Regions from separate parts of the Homo sapiens genome. Here region 2 is linked to region 1. The links are chromatin loops, found by intact Hi-C in ENCODE. Cell type or tissue: endothelial cell of umbilical vein. All regions are shown on one strand. Links, peaks and the distances in the headings refer to the core of each region. The heading gives the core; the rest is flanking DNA.

Evidence for each region. Peaks named below come from ENCODE experiments on the same cell type or tissue, not always from the same donor. Only the 100,000 strongest peaks of a DNase experiment are listed, where the experiment ranks them.
Region 2: it touches region 1 in a loop (8-fold over the local background); 5 of 110 quality-filtered maps call a loop at or near these places.

What each region holds. Positions count from the first base shown.
Region 1 is chr2:209,521,874-209,530,221 of GRCh38, forward strand. All of the region lies in intron 2 of MAP2 (microtubule associated protein 2), which reads left to right. Among named protein-coding and RNA genes, the nearest start is that of MAP2, 100 kb to the left of the region's middle. In endothelial cell of umbilical vein, for the core only: no CTCF peak of the experiment used is centred there; DNase peaks (open chromatin) are centred at 4,198 and 4,928; H3K27ac peaks cover 3,227 bases.
Region 2 is chr2:209,470,177-209,478,524 of GRCh38, forward strand. All of the region lies in intron 1 of MAP2 (microtubule associated protein 2), which reads left to right. Among named protein-coding and RNA genes, the nearest start is that of MAP2, 50 kb to the left of the region's middle. In endothelial cell of umbilical vein, for the core only: no CTCF peak of the experiment used is centred there; DNase peaks (open chromatin) are centred at 3,985, 6,375 and 6,845; H3K27ac peaks cover 3,198 bases.

The DNA.
Region 1 (8,348 bases), core at 60-8,059:
AAATACATAGCAGTGTAGTTCAGTTCAGTTTTGTAAGACTTCATATTAATTAAATCATAAATTACACAGAAAAATCTTTTGACAAGCCATATTTTTAGAGCTTTGGTTCAGAAAGTATTGTTTTCATAAATAAAATTCAAATGAGGGAGAATTTGTTCATTCACTTTTAAAGAAGCATCAAAGACCTGTGTCGAGCTGCTTCTCATACTGGATATAGAACAAGAGTCAGCATCATTTAAACCAGTGCCCCATTAGGATTGATGGGCCTCCTTTTTTTTTTCCACCAGCTAGATCTCAGCTGTGAAATGAGAAAAATATATTCAGTAAAGACAGTAATATAAATTCCAAGGAGCTAATCAGATTAGAAAGCCATGGCCATACACTTCTGAATCAAGGCAGAGCCCTGTAAATATGGCTAATGCAAAACCAATGGCACCTGTCACAAAACAGCATTTTGAACTCTAAAAACTAGAGTATCATAGATGCAGGAAAATAAAATGATTTGGAAGAAGTCTTGCAGGTTGGGATAAGAGAGACCTAAATCATATTGAAGTAGTTGACAAGTCATAAACCTCAGGTTGAGGAAAATATTGCCCCTTCTTATATGATGTTTCAAGAAATGTTTGTGACAAATAATTTTTAAAAATAACTTTTGAAAGTGCTGTATAATCAAGCATTGTATTTCTGATTGAGAGTTCAAATCCATATATGAAAAAAGTTTCAAAATAATTAATATATGTAAGAGGCCTGCACTTGTAGGTCTCTGCAGTTGTAAGGACGTGGCCTAAGACCTCAATCCAGGAAATTTATTTAAAGCTCCATATGGAAGTTTTTGTTTTTGTTTTTGTTTATTTACCTTTGGTAAAATCTTAAATTTTCTTCATTCAGGGAAAGTATCAGTTGATGCTGCTCCCTCAGTAACAAAACGGTTGCATTCAAACTGTTACAACTTACATAGAAAACCCAGAGCACTGAATCAAAGAGATGTCAACTAACTCATTGAAGCCCACAATTATTGGTGGTGGAGTAAGTGTAGTTGTGACTCTAATAAATTTACAGTTGTCTTTTCCTGTTTATGGTTGCCAATATTGGTCTTTAGATATGATGTATTACATACTTAAAAACCTGGTAAGGGACAAATTAAAATCTGACATTTGCATTCAGCTTAAATTAGTTAAGTCAGTAAATGGTTCTTCAGCCTTATTTCCTGCCATCTCTCCTCCTTTTATTCTCCATGTTTTTTTCTGTTAGGAGTGAATGCTTAGACCTCAGTTACTCAGAGCCGTCTTTCCTACAGTGGGCGAGATGCCCTCACTGTGCACTCCCATAACACCCCGAATGCAATCTCTCATGGCATTTCGCTTTATTCTCCCTCCCTAATCAACATGTTTTAAAGATTAATTAGATTCCTAGTTGTTGAAGTCAGAGACCACACATGGCTTGTCATTACTGTCTTTCTGGAACTTAGTGCGTTGCTTGATATAATTTTAGTGTTTATGATGTTGCCCACATTCACTCTTACTCTCATTGCTGTTGTTGGATTGCTGTTACTATTCCAGCGCCCTGTGTGCCCTTCTCTATTGCTGTCCTGAGTATTCCCTTTCTAACCACCCTGTCTGAGCTCCTCAGCCTACGTCTTCTGCATGCTGGAGGCTGGACCCAAATGCTAGGCCCTTCTCTTGCCCATCTCTTCCAGCCTGCAGGAGCTGCTGCTTCTCCACTGGAGGCTCCTGTCGTAATTCAGCAGTCAAACTGCAATATTTACTTTTAAGGAGCTTGACAGGTAAAAAGAAATCTCTTCAAACTGCATGAGACCTATTCAGCTCCATTTGGCTTTTTATTCATTTATTTTTCTCTTGCCAGGTGGTCCGAATCAAAGATTGAAGTGCCCTAGATTTCCAAATTTGTCTTTTATATATTCAGTGTTAAGTGCTTAGTGTTGTTTATAATTTAAACATAACTTTTATAAAACTCTATTTTGAAAAGCGATGACTAACTATGGATATACATAAAAAGGATGTTAGCAGAAATGAAAAGTTCCGTTTAAGTCCTTCTTAAGGCTTGTCTCATTTAGACAAACAAAAGTTACATTGTTTGCCTGCTCACTGATGACTGGTACCATTTTTACTTCCCCCATTTGCTAAATACTCAAAATTTATTTGAGCTTTTTTTTTTATTAAATGCAGCGAAACAATTTAGTGCATCAAAAACTACATATTGTGGTATGAGTAAATGTTGTTTCACAGCTTATTTTAGCATTCTAGAAAGGTTGGCATGGAAACCTTGAGAAGGCATTTTAGATGCTCAGTGATGCATAAAGGCATTCATTTTGAAAGTCCTGTTTATCTTATTTATCCCAATTTAGAATCAATTTTAATAGTTATTTGTATCTAATTTTAGAAATATGATTTTTTTCAACAGGCAGAAGTAGTTTCTTTAGTCTTTTTCTTTTTTTTCTTTTTTTTATTTTTAACACACATAATCCAGAGTCAGGGAGAGTTTTCAACAATTAAGCAATATAATTCACTGGATAGAGATATACATTGGAATCATTTAGATTTGGTTTCAAATGCTGGCTGTTAGCTTTATGATAATTGCTATGTTAGTAGCCTCGAAACATGAGATTAAACATTAAGATAATAGCAATAAAAGGAAATAAATAAGGTAATACATGCAATACACTATACAATATAATATGTTACCAGGTAATATATGTAACACACTTGCATAAAGTATACATTCATCAACTTTCATTATTATATGTGTAAAATAATAGAGCTGGAAAAAGAAAAATTCAATAAATTACTTTGACTCAGGAACCTTTTCATCATTCATCCTCTTTTCAGTCTTTCTGTCTTGCCTGAACACTGGGAAATGTTGGTTCAATTGAATCACAAGACATTCACTAATTTATTTATGAATAAGCTTCTATGGATTACAAAGGGTGTGAAAAAAGTTAATATCAATTTTTTTTTCAATTCATTACCTGTTGTGTTTGTTATTTGGTTGTTGGTGGATCTCTCTTACCCCATGATAATTAGGGACCATCAGTGTCCCTTGGGATCCAGAGACCTGGTTTCAATTTTTGTCTCGTCTGCTAAGCAGCTGTGTTACCTTGAATAAGGAAATTCAAATCTTGAGACCTGGGTTTTCTTGTATATAAATTAAATGGAGATGAGCCGTATTATTTTTAATATACGTTCTAGCTTTTATCCATATTTTTCCAGTAGGATATTAGAAATTAAATAAAGACTATTCTGTATCTACCATCTCTGTAGACATGCTCAGAGGTTGTCAAACATTTTGGAAATGACTTTTGTTAAGTGAATTAGCTACTAATTTTTTTAAAACTTAGAGTCACAAAACAACTAGCAAATAAATGACAATTATTTCTAAATTTGTTTTTAATATAGAGATTAATTTTTCATATCTATATTTAGAAATGACGTCTTCTAATTTTATCTAGGCATAAAACAGCTAAAAAACTTGATATAGTCTATACCAAAATAACCCAATAATAAAAGTAAGTTGTAATGGGAGAATAACCCAAAGGAGCAATTTTCATGTGAAAAATTTTCCAGTGTATGAAGAATTGTTATTCACGGAAGGCTAATCTGTTGGCAATGTCTGTTGCTGAGCTGAAGAGGGTTCTGACAAAGCAAGCCCATTCCTGCATGGACTAAGCCTTCGAGTGGCCTTGAATTAGAAAGGAAGATAATTCTGCCTCTGGAAAAAGATATCATAGTGTAGTTATATAGAAATTACTCCTCAAAAGTTCCAACCCTTCTAACTAAAGCTTTACCAAAAGAATCCCAAAGAAGATAAACTTTCAAAATTCCGCTAAATAAAAACTCCATTGTCCTTTCAAAAAACATATACATTCTCAGGGAATTTTGTATAGTTCAAGATTATATAAATAACTTTGTCCAAACTCTTAGTTTCTACATTTCTTTAGAATTTCTCTTTTTCTCCTAAGAAAGTCTGGGGAAAAAACTCTTCACTATAGTAACTGATTAGTTCCATTTCCTGTCATATTTCTTTTCTTGTGGTTGCTGGTTTCTAGCCAATTCTATTTTTGCATTTATTTTCCCCCATTACATTCTGTTTCTTTTTTTTCTGGGTAGAAGAATTTTTGTGTTTTTCATTTTGTCAAAATGGAATTCTTCTCATGTTATGTCATGATTTTGATATTTTCAAGCTTAAAAAGCAACACAGAGGAGGTTTGTTTACATAATGAAGCATATCATGGGCTTTTTACAGAAGGTCTGATAATTCAGAAAGTATTTTCAACTAGCAGTGGATTAGCAATGCCTACTTTTTTCATAAGTCCTATTCTTTTGAGCATAGTCAGCTTGAGGCAGCTGTGGTTTAAAAGAGGAAACTAGGAGTCTAGGAAGTGACCTCATGAAAATGCAGAAAATTAAGAGTTTAAATAGTAATAATATACAAAAGCAAATAGCATATTTCACTAAATGTCTGAGTGCCTGAGAATTCTGGAAGTGGAGGGAAATCCAATTTAAAGAATATAAAATTAATATCCACATGTGAGTACATAGAGAGAAATACAGAAGGGGGAGGCTGAGAGACCTTTCTCAGGCTTTCGTTTTTTGGTTTGTTTCTTTATTTTTTTCTTTCTTTTTTTTTTAAAGAGCACTCTAGATTTATTTGGGTAAAATACGTGAGTATTTGCTTAGGATATATGCATTTATAAATTTAAAAGAGCAAGGATTCTCCCTGGGGCAAATCTTTCCTTGGATCATTGAAAACTAACCAAACAGTGTCTTCTAACTAGATTATCTTCATACTAGATCCTTGCAGAAGTATTAGCTGACCTAAGTCCTATTTTTTGCCACCCTGAAAGTGAAAGAAGGAAGTGCTGCTATAATAAGAACTGTAACTAAATCTAACGGCATCCCTGTTTTCTGATGATGGTCATGTGTTAGAAAAGTTTCATTTCATACCTGAGATATAAGATGTACAAATGTCTTTCCTAAGCTTGATCATCCATGGCAGATCTATGATGGAATATAGTGGGGAATCTGTAAAGCTGACTGACTACAAAACCAACAAATACTTTTTCTTCTCTCCCAGATTTACTTAATTAAACCAGGAGACTTGTGAATATATGAATAGGACAGAGCTCCAGGCAGATGGACTTTTATGAATTCTGCACCCTCACTATCTGGAGCTCTTTATACTAATCCTGGCATCTGGGAGAAAAGTGATTGCAAAGTTACACATTAGAATTGTCTCATTTTCTTGTGGCAGTTCTTAGTGTGATATCTGGTGGACATCGTTCCTGTATCACCCTGTGTAGAAATAAAAAAGAACACTTAATCCTCACTTACTCTACCCTGTATTTTTCTCCATAGCATTTCTATATTACTGATATATCTGATATATTTTTTTGTACAATTAATTATTGTTTCACCTAACTAGAATGTTCATAGAGCAGGAACATTTTCTGTTTTGATCACTGATGAGTCCCTAACATCTAGCCAAGTTTTTGGCACATCATAGTTGCTCAATAATATCTGTTCAATGAATATGAATTTAGTCACTATTTTCACGCATACACCGATGCCTACTGTTGTCTGGTCTTCCCCTCGCAGCCGTGTACTCCGCCTCTCTTCTTTCTCACCACATCCCACAATTCCCATCCCACTAGCAGCTTTCTTCACAACAATGAGGTTACATACTTGATTAAGGAACCATCTCTTATGGATCTTTCTCAGGTGCTTAGTGTGACACCATGTGTGGCTGTGCCCTCTTAGAGGTGAGAGCTGAGCTCCTGATTTGGCTTCTTTATGCCCTTCCTTCATGAAGGACAGTGGTTCTCAGAGTGTCCCCTGAACCAGCACCATCAGCATCACATGGGTACTTGTTAGAAATGTAAATCTTTGGGCTCCACCCCAGACCTAGTGAATCAGAAATGTGTGGCTGCAGCTCGGTAACCTGCGTTTTGTCAAGTCTTCCAAGTAATTCTGATGCTGAAGTTTGAGAACCAGTGAGAAGACATAGATTGCCTCCTGGCTTTGTTTTTAACTTTTCAAAATCCCTGTAATTTCTCTGGGCATATTTCTTCAGGAGATCCAAAAAGATTCATATTATACGAAGTTCTCTCTCTAAATTAATGCAGGGGCTTAACATTTATTTATTAAATTATGGGCATGGTAGGCATAGATTATATGTCCCTGTAGAATCTTGCAAGGTAGAAGCCATCTTCCCCCCCTGCCCACCCCAGAAAATATGCAAATTCAAGTTTCTAGAAGACTGGGCTGTAATTCCCATTTATTTTTAAGTGTATACCTACCTCCTTCATCCCCCCAAACTTCCCACATGGTATATGTATAAATTCAACCCTAGAACCTGTTGTAGGTGAGCCACAGCTCTTCAGGACAAATACTCAAAATCAGTAATTGTATGTAAAGCTAAAAATTAAACTTCTTTAGAATGGGAAATATTACGTAGATATTATATAGTCTTCTTTCTTGGAAATTCTATGTAATTCTGTTTTAGAGAAAGATAGGAATGGTTCCTCACTTTAAAATTTTTATGTACTAAATCTGCTTTAATTTATAAAATAGCAATATAATGTTATATTTGCTTTTTTATTAAAACCACTTCTGTCATTTATGGGAAAATATTTCAGTTGCCACATTTCATTCTTAACTTGATTATAATTTGGTTAACATATTGACAGTTCAGCCTTTTGAATGCTTGACTTCTAGTCCCCAGACCTTTCACTGTAGCTGAAAGAGCATCAGAACTTGGGTTCTTTCTCAAAAGAGGACCTGGAAGAATAGCTGAGCCCATGTCATCTTAGGACTATATATATATACATGTATATGTACATAAATATACATGTATATATGTACATATGTATGTATATATGTATATGTACATATGTATGTATATATGTACATGTACATATGTATGTATATATGTATATGTACATATGTATGTATATATATGTGTGTGTGTATATGTGTGTGTATATGTATATATGTGTGTATATACATATATATACACACATATATACACACATACATATATATACATACATATGTACATATACATATATCCTCAATCATTTTTTCACATTTTAAAAAGCCTAATCACATATCTAGCCTTTTTCTCTGGGGAAGACCAATTCATTATAGTTCCTTAAGAACTTTGAGTCTGAACTAAGAATAAGGAGGTGCTATTTGTCTCTCAAATGGAGTTTGCTATAGTACACATTAGAACTGACAAGGATTTTAGTTAGGAAAAAAAATGGTGGTGTGGATGAAGCAGCAACAGTTATCAAATGTGGTGGAGAGGACACTAAAGCTTCCTTGCTTGCAATGTTAGAGCAACAAGGGCATTCCATTTTGAAAGGAAGTAAGCAAGTTTAGGAAGACAAACTCTATTGTTGTCAAGATTATAAATTAGCAAGGCATTCAGTCAAAACCGACTTATAGTTAATGCATTGTACGTCAATTAACATGAATAAGTAAACTTCTTAACAAACAACTGTATGTGTGATTTGATGAAGAGATGGTAACTGAACCTGTCAGATGAGGAACATTGCTGGGTGTAAGTGAGAAAAGCATATATCTCCTATGGAAATCATCGATGTTACTGTTTAGTCCATTAAAGCAACTCTTCAAGAAAAAATATATGGGTCTGATTATCACAAATGTTACTTATTAACATATCCAGTCTTATAATGACACCAGGTCTCCTAAAATCCCTTTATAATTATTCTAAAAATAGAATTCAATCTAAAATAAGTGGGAGGCAAGCAGATTCATCATTCACTAAAGGGCATCAGCAAGATGAAAAATGGTCCATAGAGAAGCAATAAATACTTTGAGCAAATACATATGTCACTAAGTACCTATAAGCTATTTATTTCTCATTTTAGCCATAACCTTTAATTGTACTCCCATCTGTCCTAGACCAATTACTCACGTCTTGACTGCTGAAGTCATTTGTTATAGCCCAACATTTTGTTCTTTCTTTTCTTTCTTCTTCCCCACCCGCCCGCCCATTAATGATTGTAGAGGAGAAACAAACTCAATAATTCTATGAGTATTGAGAGCAGAGTTTTCCTTAGGTATATTTAATTTTGACCACATGGGGAAGAATTACAAAAAATTTAAAATAACAGTAACTTAAGCCAACTCAAGTTTAACATAGTGCTCCATTATCATCAGGGACCCAGATGCTCTCTGTATTTTTGCCCTGCTGTCCTCAACATGCAACTTCCATTTTGTTTCCAAGATGGCTGCTTCTGCCCCCACTGTCTTATCACATATGCATCCCAGATAGCAGGAGGGAGAAATGCAGAGATGGGCATGACC
Region 2 (8,348 bases), core at 75-8,074, 52 kb before region 1:
GATTGAAAGAAGTGAAAATCCAAACAATGCTTTGGGCAAGGCAAATGCTATGCGGGAGAAGATCATTAGAAACAGCTTGTCATGTACATGCACAGTGCCCCTTGGCACTGTTTTAAAAGTGGTTTTACATATGGCAAGGGATCTTGTATATTTATCTAGCCAAGCGTATTATTAACGTGTCTTCTTTAGCAGTTTGAATTTGTGCTATACTGTAATTACGCATACATCTCCCCTCTCACAGACTTCTCTTCTGCCTTACTTAGAGGGGAAATTAAGTAAAAAATATATATAAACATATATATTATATATATAATTGTATATAATTAAATATTTTTTCTACCTTTTCCTGTATTTTTCTCCTGTAAAATAAGTGATGTCACTGAACTGCAGTGGGTAAGGGTAAAATCTCATCAGAAAGATGTCTTGTCTTTGTCACCAAAAGTTTCTCAACCTCACCCGCATTAACAGCCACTGCCCCTGGCTGTTCTGTCTCCATCATAGCTCCCATGCACCATGTACTTTCAATTCTGAGGTCAGCTAGGGGCGCTTGGTGTGGCTATACTAACTCCCAAGTCCAGCTTCTCTGCACTAATATACCTGGATTCCAAAAGTAAATACTGAAAGGGAACACCTTTTTGAGGGCAAAAACCACTTGCACATTATCTTTCCCCATTCATCTTCTCTAATGAACACAAACACGGTCTTGCTTTTGACAATGACTTACTGATTTTCCCATATCTCCTGAACATGCCCTTCAACTTGTCCTCCATATTGGAGTAGACTAATTTTGGAAAAATACAAACTTATCAGTATTCATGTCCCTGTTTAAAGGTCTTTAGTAACTTCCCGTTTGTCTTCTGGTACAAAGACAAATCTTTCTATGACTGACAAGGTTCTGCATGGTCTGACTCTTGCCTGTTTTCCTAGTCTCACTTCTACCATTCTCCACATTGCCACATTTTACCTCAAATACACCATGTTTCTCTTTTCTAAGGCAACATGCATTTTCTTCTAGTTCACATTCTCACCCACTCTCCCTCTTTCTGGTTAATTCTGACTCATCCTACACAGGAAGGGAATCCTTACTCAAACTCCTTCAGGTTCTTTTGCCTCAGAATACTCACTTCAGGTTTTAATTATGTTAAACCTATTAATACCTGTCTTCTCTACTAGATTGTAAGCCTTTTGAGAATGGGAACTGGGTCTGGTTTTGGTCACCAATGATATCCCCAGTACCTAGCATGGTGCCTTACATGTCCTTAGCTATTGAATTGTTAAATAAAAGTAGGTGCTGCTAGGGTAAGGGAGGAATATTAAATGGGGTTTGACCATTAACTGTTCTAAAATTGTAGGTAAATTTGGTAAAGAAAGCTATTATTTCAAAATTAATTTACTAAAAGTTTTTAAGAACTGTGGGAACTTTTTAACCTAGTACTTAAATGATTTTTCTCATGTTCCCAACCCCCCACCCCCGGCACTTAATAAAAGAATAAAGAGGAAGGAACGTGTTCTACAAATACTTTATTTATATTAATTTTCTTTTATTTGATATATGTTATTACCTTAAAAATATAGTTCCTTGAGAATGAAGGGTTAAATTAGGTTTTAAAATGCCAAATAAGTAGAAATTTTAATGATAAGGTCAAATATATGTAAACCTGGTCTCTATTAGTAGGAATTTCTAACTTTAGTAAGTCCTAACATAAGGACATGAAAATGAGATATTGTATTTTTGCTGCTGTGTTGAAAAGATAAATAAATCAAATTTTATGGTTAAAAGGAGTTTCACAGCCAATTTTGCTATTCTCCCCACCACCACTTCATCCCAATGATTTTCCATAAGGGTTAATATGCTAGATATGTTATGAACAGCTGACAATTACATATCATGTAACTATTGATTTTTTTAATAATAAATTTTATTTTGTATATATGAGGTTTACAACGTGATGCTATGGGATACATAAAAATAAAAGATGGTTACAATAGTGAAACAGATTAACATATCTGTCATCTCACATAGAAGTTATAGATTTTTAATTTTCATTTGGAGCCCCTCTGGGATGTTATTACTGATGGCCTTCAGAGCAAGTGTGTGTCTGGGCTGTTAGCCAAGGATTTAAGTTGGTGACTAGGTTTATTAAGGAGAAAATGGGTCCCTTAGGATTGTTCAAGGTATATCAACACCAAGCTTAAAACTAGAGTCAGGAAGCTGTTGAAGGCCAAGGTACTTGGCCTGCTGCTTCATTTCCACCAGAGTTCTGAAGGGTATAGCCAGCCCTGGGTTATGTTGGAGTTGTAAAGTGACACTTAAAAGCTCATGGTCAGGTGAATCTCAGGAAAAACGAGACCTTGCAGTCTGCTATTCGTTTCCAGAAGATTGAAGAGCACAATTCATCAAAGTACTGACAAAGGCTTGAGTGTTGAAATACCTCTTTGTGAATGAAAGAAGAGAAGTTAAGCACTAATTACCAAAGACCATTTGCCCCCTTAAACCTTGAGGGAGGAGGAAAAAAAACAGGATTGTGTAACACAGAGATGAGTGGTTAGAACTACTCAAAAAAAAAATTATTGCCGTCACTGAAATTGCTTAGTCATTGTTTTATATCCAAGAACAGTCAACTGTGAGTTGGTACAAAAGCATTATCATATTTAATATAATGCTAGCAATGAATTAGAAGGAAGTTGAGAGATCTTCTAGTCAAGTCTGTCTTATAGGAAAGAACATAAGTGGATTAGCAATTTTCAAACAATGTATAGGGATTTCTGATTACTGTTATGTATATATTTATTGGTTTTACATTCTTCTGATTCTTTCAACATCAGACCAACATCTTTGATGGCTAGGATTGCAGTCTGAGCTCCAGGAGCAGGACGCTACTCCTTGGTGACTTCATACCCTTCTTAAAGTATGTCACAAATTGTCCTCCCCACATCAACTATTATTGCACTTCCTGCTTAGTGTTGTGCTGTATTTTGGTCTGGTCTGTCTCAAGTACTTACTAGCATTCCTGGAACCAAGTTTGTTCATCCATAAATCCCACGTTTTACAGTGATTGTCAGGTTATTGGTGGCAAATAATTATACTTTGGTGAGAAAATAAGTGGTAAAAAAGTGGTCTGTGCCTTTCTACTCAGTGACTTTTAGAGGATTTTACTGATGAGTAGAAATGTTGCTTTCCTTCATTCTTCTTAGTATTTTAATATAGATTAATTAAATAATGAAAATCCATTTGTTAAAGAGTTAAGGTCTTGAGGGTGAAGAGTCTACAGCAGGACCTAGGAGGTAGAAGGAGGTATAGTACCCTATATATTTAAAAGTTTGCTTTTGTCACATATGTTTTCATTAAGAGACCTGTACAATTTTATATTATGATTTATCACCCCCAAGTGTCTAAATTTTAATTTAAAATTTTATACTTAGGGGTATAGAAACAGATAAAGATAAAACAGAGATGTATAGTTATCTACTCTTACAGTTTTGGCCTGCCAGGCAAAAAGTTACAGGAATTATTAATAGAGATCTCTGAAGTGTTTATGAGACTAGTTTGTGATATATTTAATAAATACCTTAGATATGAAGTAACTAATGAAAAATTAGAACTTAGGAAATAGAACTAAAATTATTTATCACTGTCTTAATAGCACCTTATTAAACAATGACTAAATACATATTTGTATCCTTGTATTTTACAGCATATATTTTAAAAAAATTATCACATATTACTTCTTAAGGTTTCACTAGGAGAAAATGTGATTATTTCTAGCTTACTGTATTTATTTGCCTTATGCAATCTTTGTCTATTTCTGTGTGGTTTCACCACTTAAGGATCTACTCCGCAGTGCTCTACTCACATTCCACAAACCTGATTCATGTTGTTTTCTAACATTGAACCGATCTGAGGAGGCAAACTTTAGAAGTAGTACTCATTACCTTAGATGCTCTCTATAGTGGTTTACCAAGGGGAGCTTGAGATATGGGCATACTGCCAGGTGTTGAACCAAAGCAATTTTGGCTACAACTGATTTGTGGTTTAATCTTTGTAAATGTACTTAACTTTGGTCTAAGTTTTAGGAAGTCACTGCAATTCAATGGAGCCAAATGTGTAAGTGCCTAAAGACAATGACTTTACTGCATGTGTTTTGTCAGTTGGATTTTTTTTTCTTAGATAGTGAAAGTTATGAGTCCTTTGTATAATTTATGTTACAGCATGATAGGAAGGCAGTTATATCGCTGTTAAAATAATTATTTATTGCTTATTCCACCAGCCCAGGAACAATGCACAGTCTATAAAAGCAGATTCTCAATGCTGGTTTCTGACAAATAGTATTCCATTACATTCTAATATAATAGTATGGACCATTATATTCCATAATCTCCTGCTTTGAAGATCAGTATTGTTATAAGAAAGAAAGAGAGGGGAGAAGTATATTATATATGAGTGTGTATGTGTATGTATTACAAAAATTAACTGTTCGTATAAGTAACAAAGTATAACTTTATTACACCACAAATACTAGGACAAATGGGTGCTACTTAAAGCTCGAAATGGGTGATTTTCAGGCAAATAAAATAAAACCGTATTTTACTACACAGTGAGTAAAATACATGGAGATTGTTACTATATGCATACATATATGCAAACAATTTAAATCTATAAATAGGCATGAGGAAAACATATATATTTTTCTCAATTCAACAATATTATTTCTGAATCCAATTTGGTCAGGATTTATCTTCTCCCTCCTGCCAGAGATAATTTCAAATATCTTTTTCACTTTTTGCAAGTAATGGGTTTTCACTCTAGTATTATTCTTGATTGGGTGAAAGCATTTTTTTCCTACCTAATAATTTTCTATGTGTATGAAGAGGAATGAGTTTTAGCTCCATTTCTTGTCTTAATCCTGCAGTCTGGAAAATTGATTTATAGTTAGATATCTTTAAACACAATCTGTTACAGTAAAGTAATTTGCTCCCGTCATGAAGTTTACATAAAAATGGTAACATCCTACTGTGTGTTTATACACGTACACAAATCACAAGTCAGTGAATGTAAAACCATCTTCTGATCAGTTCTTAAAAATGCATACTTGTAAGATTTTGTCTTTACTCATGGTAAAAATATATAAACTGTGTATAGAGTTCTCCTCTTGTTTTTATTTATTTAAGCCACTGTATACAACTCTGAACTGAAAGGCCAAATACTCCCTTTCATCTCTGCTCAGTGCAATTGTCCTGAAACTGCATTACTTTATAACATTAGGGAAAAACATAGTATTTGAAAAAATAAAAACATTTAGAAATAAATGTTTAGCAGAGATATTACTATTTCATCTAAGGGTACATATGAGAGGAAAAGCCTCATAAAATGTAAAATCAGAAATTATATAAAATAGTGAAGTACAGCTTAGGGGTCAAATCAATATTGTTATGTTCAAGTAGGAAACAACCATTTTTTGTTTGAAGAGCAGGCAATAAAAAAATTCAGCCTATTTGAACTACTGTTCTATTAATGTGTCAATTTTAAATAAGCATCAATCTTTGTATCTATGTATTCTAGTTTTTAATGCATATTTAACTTTAACACTATGTAATTATGTCAACTTGTATGGAATATATTTATAGTACTTAAGTACAAGAAATATGAACACGGTGGATCACAGTTTAGCAGTATTCCAGAACCTTCTATGAAGAGTCTCTAGAAAAACTGTAAATTTCTTTTCTCTAGGAAAAACTGATGAGAGGTCAGTTGGTACATGCTGAATGTTTATTAGACAAAGCTTTCCATTTCTCTCTTTCAGAGAAGACAATTTTAATATAACTCAAAATGCTTTTTTAAATTTTAGATTGAATGTATTTTACTATTCTGGGAACTTCTCATCTTAAAAAAAAACAAAACAAGTTTCTTATCATCCAGAATAGAGGAAGGTGCATCTAGAATAAACATTTAGAAAATACTTTAAAAATGGGTATGAATTTTAAGCCAAAGCCTTCTCGAGACCATGATTGTGGATCCTAGTTTTGGAAATGAGAGTTCTGTCCATCTCAAAGTGATAGCAGTCACTTGGAAAGAAGATCTATTGACCTCTGACATAAGATTGTTTCCTATACTTTGGAATTAAACATCTCAGTAAACCGACGCTGAAGAAAGAGATCCATTTACAGAAAGTGGTAAATTAGTCAAACCTGTAGTAGTCCTCCCCACGATTTGTTTTTCTTAGTTTTTTTTTTTTTTTCATCATTCTGCTATACGTATAATTCAGGCTGTAATTTAGGAAATACAATGCTACTTGCCACTAGCCATCCTGAAAGTGAAATATAGTATCCTGGTCAGAGCCCTATTTCCCTAATGGTGATTAAAACTGGGCAGAAAGCCCAATGTAATAAAACAGTCTCCAAGCTTTTTCACCAACCTTGGTCTGGGAAAAGCAACATTAGAGGTTTTATGTCTTGAAAAATATACGACGTCCATATGATTAAGTGCTCTTCATTTTCTTCTCAACCACAGGGTGCACATTCAGGCCTTAATTGTGCCAGCTGTTCTCTTAACCCATCACCTAAATATTGCTTTTGAATATAATCCGTCTTGACACAAAGCCTTTTAAGTTTTCTTTATTACAATTGATCTTTCTTATACTAAATTAAACTTCATTTTCTCATTTGAGAAAAGTGAGCTCTTTGGAAAAAAAATAAAAACAGATTTTTTTATTCTGCACATGTAAAGGCAATTCCTTTTTCCTGTCCTAATTGAATTCAGTTAAGCATTCAAAACCTTCATCACAAAGATTGGCTGAGCTATTTTTCTTTTTAAACAAGGCCAAGTTTTGTTGGCACCCATGACGAAGACCATACTGTGAGAGGGCAGGCTGCCAGCAGGTTTAACATTCAAGTCCAGAGTTTGATGACGTCTTCCCCAAGCTTCATCAAGAGTCTTGCAACAGAGCCACCTTGCAGGCCATTGGTGTGCGTACTGCACAAGTGTTAGTTTCTGTGCTTTTCAGAAGATTTGGAAACAATGAAAGTGATCCATTCACTTTTTCATATACAAAAAATTAACGATGGAATTGGGGAAGCTGAGTGAAGGGTATGCCATAGCCTGGGCCACTTTGTAACTGCTTGTCAATCTTAAACTATTTCAAAAGAAAATGTTATATTGAAAAAAAAGCCACAAAAATGAAATATGAAGAAGTCAAACTGTAGTACATAAATATGGCTCTATTAAAAAAAATTAAAAATAATGACAATAAAGAATACATCATGATTTTTTTTTCTTTCCATTGCTTTAGCCACATGTGTGAAAGGTTCATGCTATTCCTAAAACCCTTTACAATTGTCTTTAGTGGAGGGCACAATAAAGAACATTAGGCTATTCTTTAACCAAAGGGAAATAATTTTAAATGGATATTTAAGTCTGTCTTAATCTCTACCTATGCTTTCTTCTCTTCCCCCTACCTCTCTCTCCCCTTCTCTGCATCCCTTCTAACATTTTTCCTTCTTTGTCTCTCCACTCTGACAGTTCTGATGTTGAAAATACTAAAGGTTGGGTATGGTGGCTCACGCCTATAATCCTGGTTACTCTGGAGGTTAAAATGGGAGGATCACTTGAGCCCAGAAGTTCAAGACCAGCCTGGGCAACACAAGTGAGGCCTCCTCTATACAAAATATTAAAAAAAAAAAAAAAGCCAGGTGTGGTGGTGCATGCCTGTAGTCCCAGCTACTGCGGAGGCTGAGGTGTGAGGATGGCTTGAGCCTGGGAGATTGAGACTGCAGTGAGCTGTGATAGGGCTACTGCACTCCAGCCTGGGGAACAGAGCGAGACTCTGTCTCAAAAAATAAAATAAAGATACTAAAAATACTGGTAGATTACTCTTATTCTATTGTATTAAGAAAGTGCTACTTGGGCTAAAGTTTTGTAGCACCTGATTAGGATCAGTTAGGTGTGGGGAAAATAGAATGAAAAACAAACAAACAAAAAATTCTGGTAAACACGTCATTATTGCTAGTTACCTGTAAGAGAATGACATCAATTTTAGTGGTTAGGAACCCAGCCTCTGAAATCAAGCAGTCCAGTTTAAAATCCCTATCATGCTATCTCCTGTGACCCTTAGCAAGTGACTCTCTGTGCCTGATGTCCTTATCTTTAAAATGGAGATAACCATAATATTATCTACCTCATACATTTATTTTAAAAACTATGTGAGTTAACGCATCCAAAGAATTCCCAGCATAGAGCAGCACTCAGTGATTATTAGCTTAATTATCTAATTGAAGACAAATGTTTACTACTGCCAAGTTGAAAATGTATCTGGATATTTGAAATACAATTTACAAAACCTCACTATAGAAGA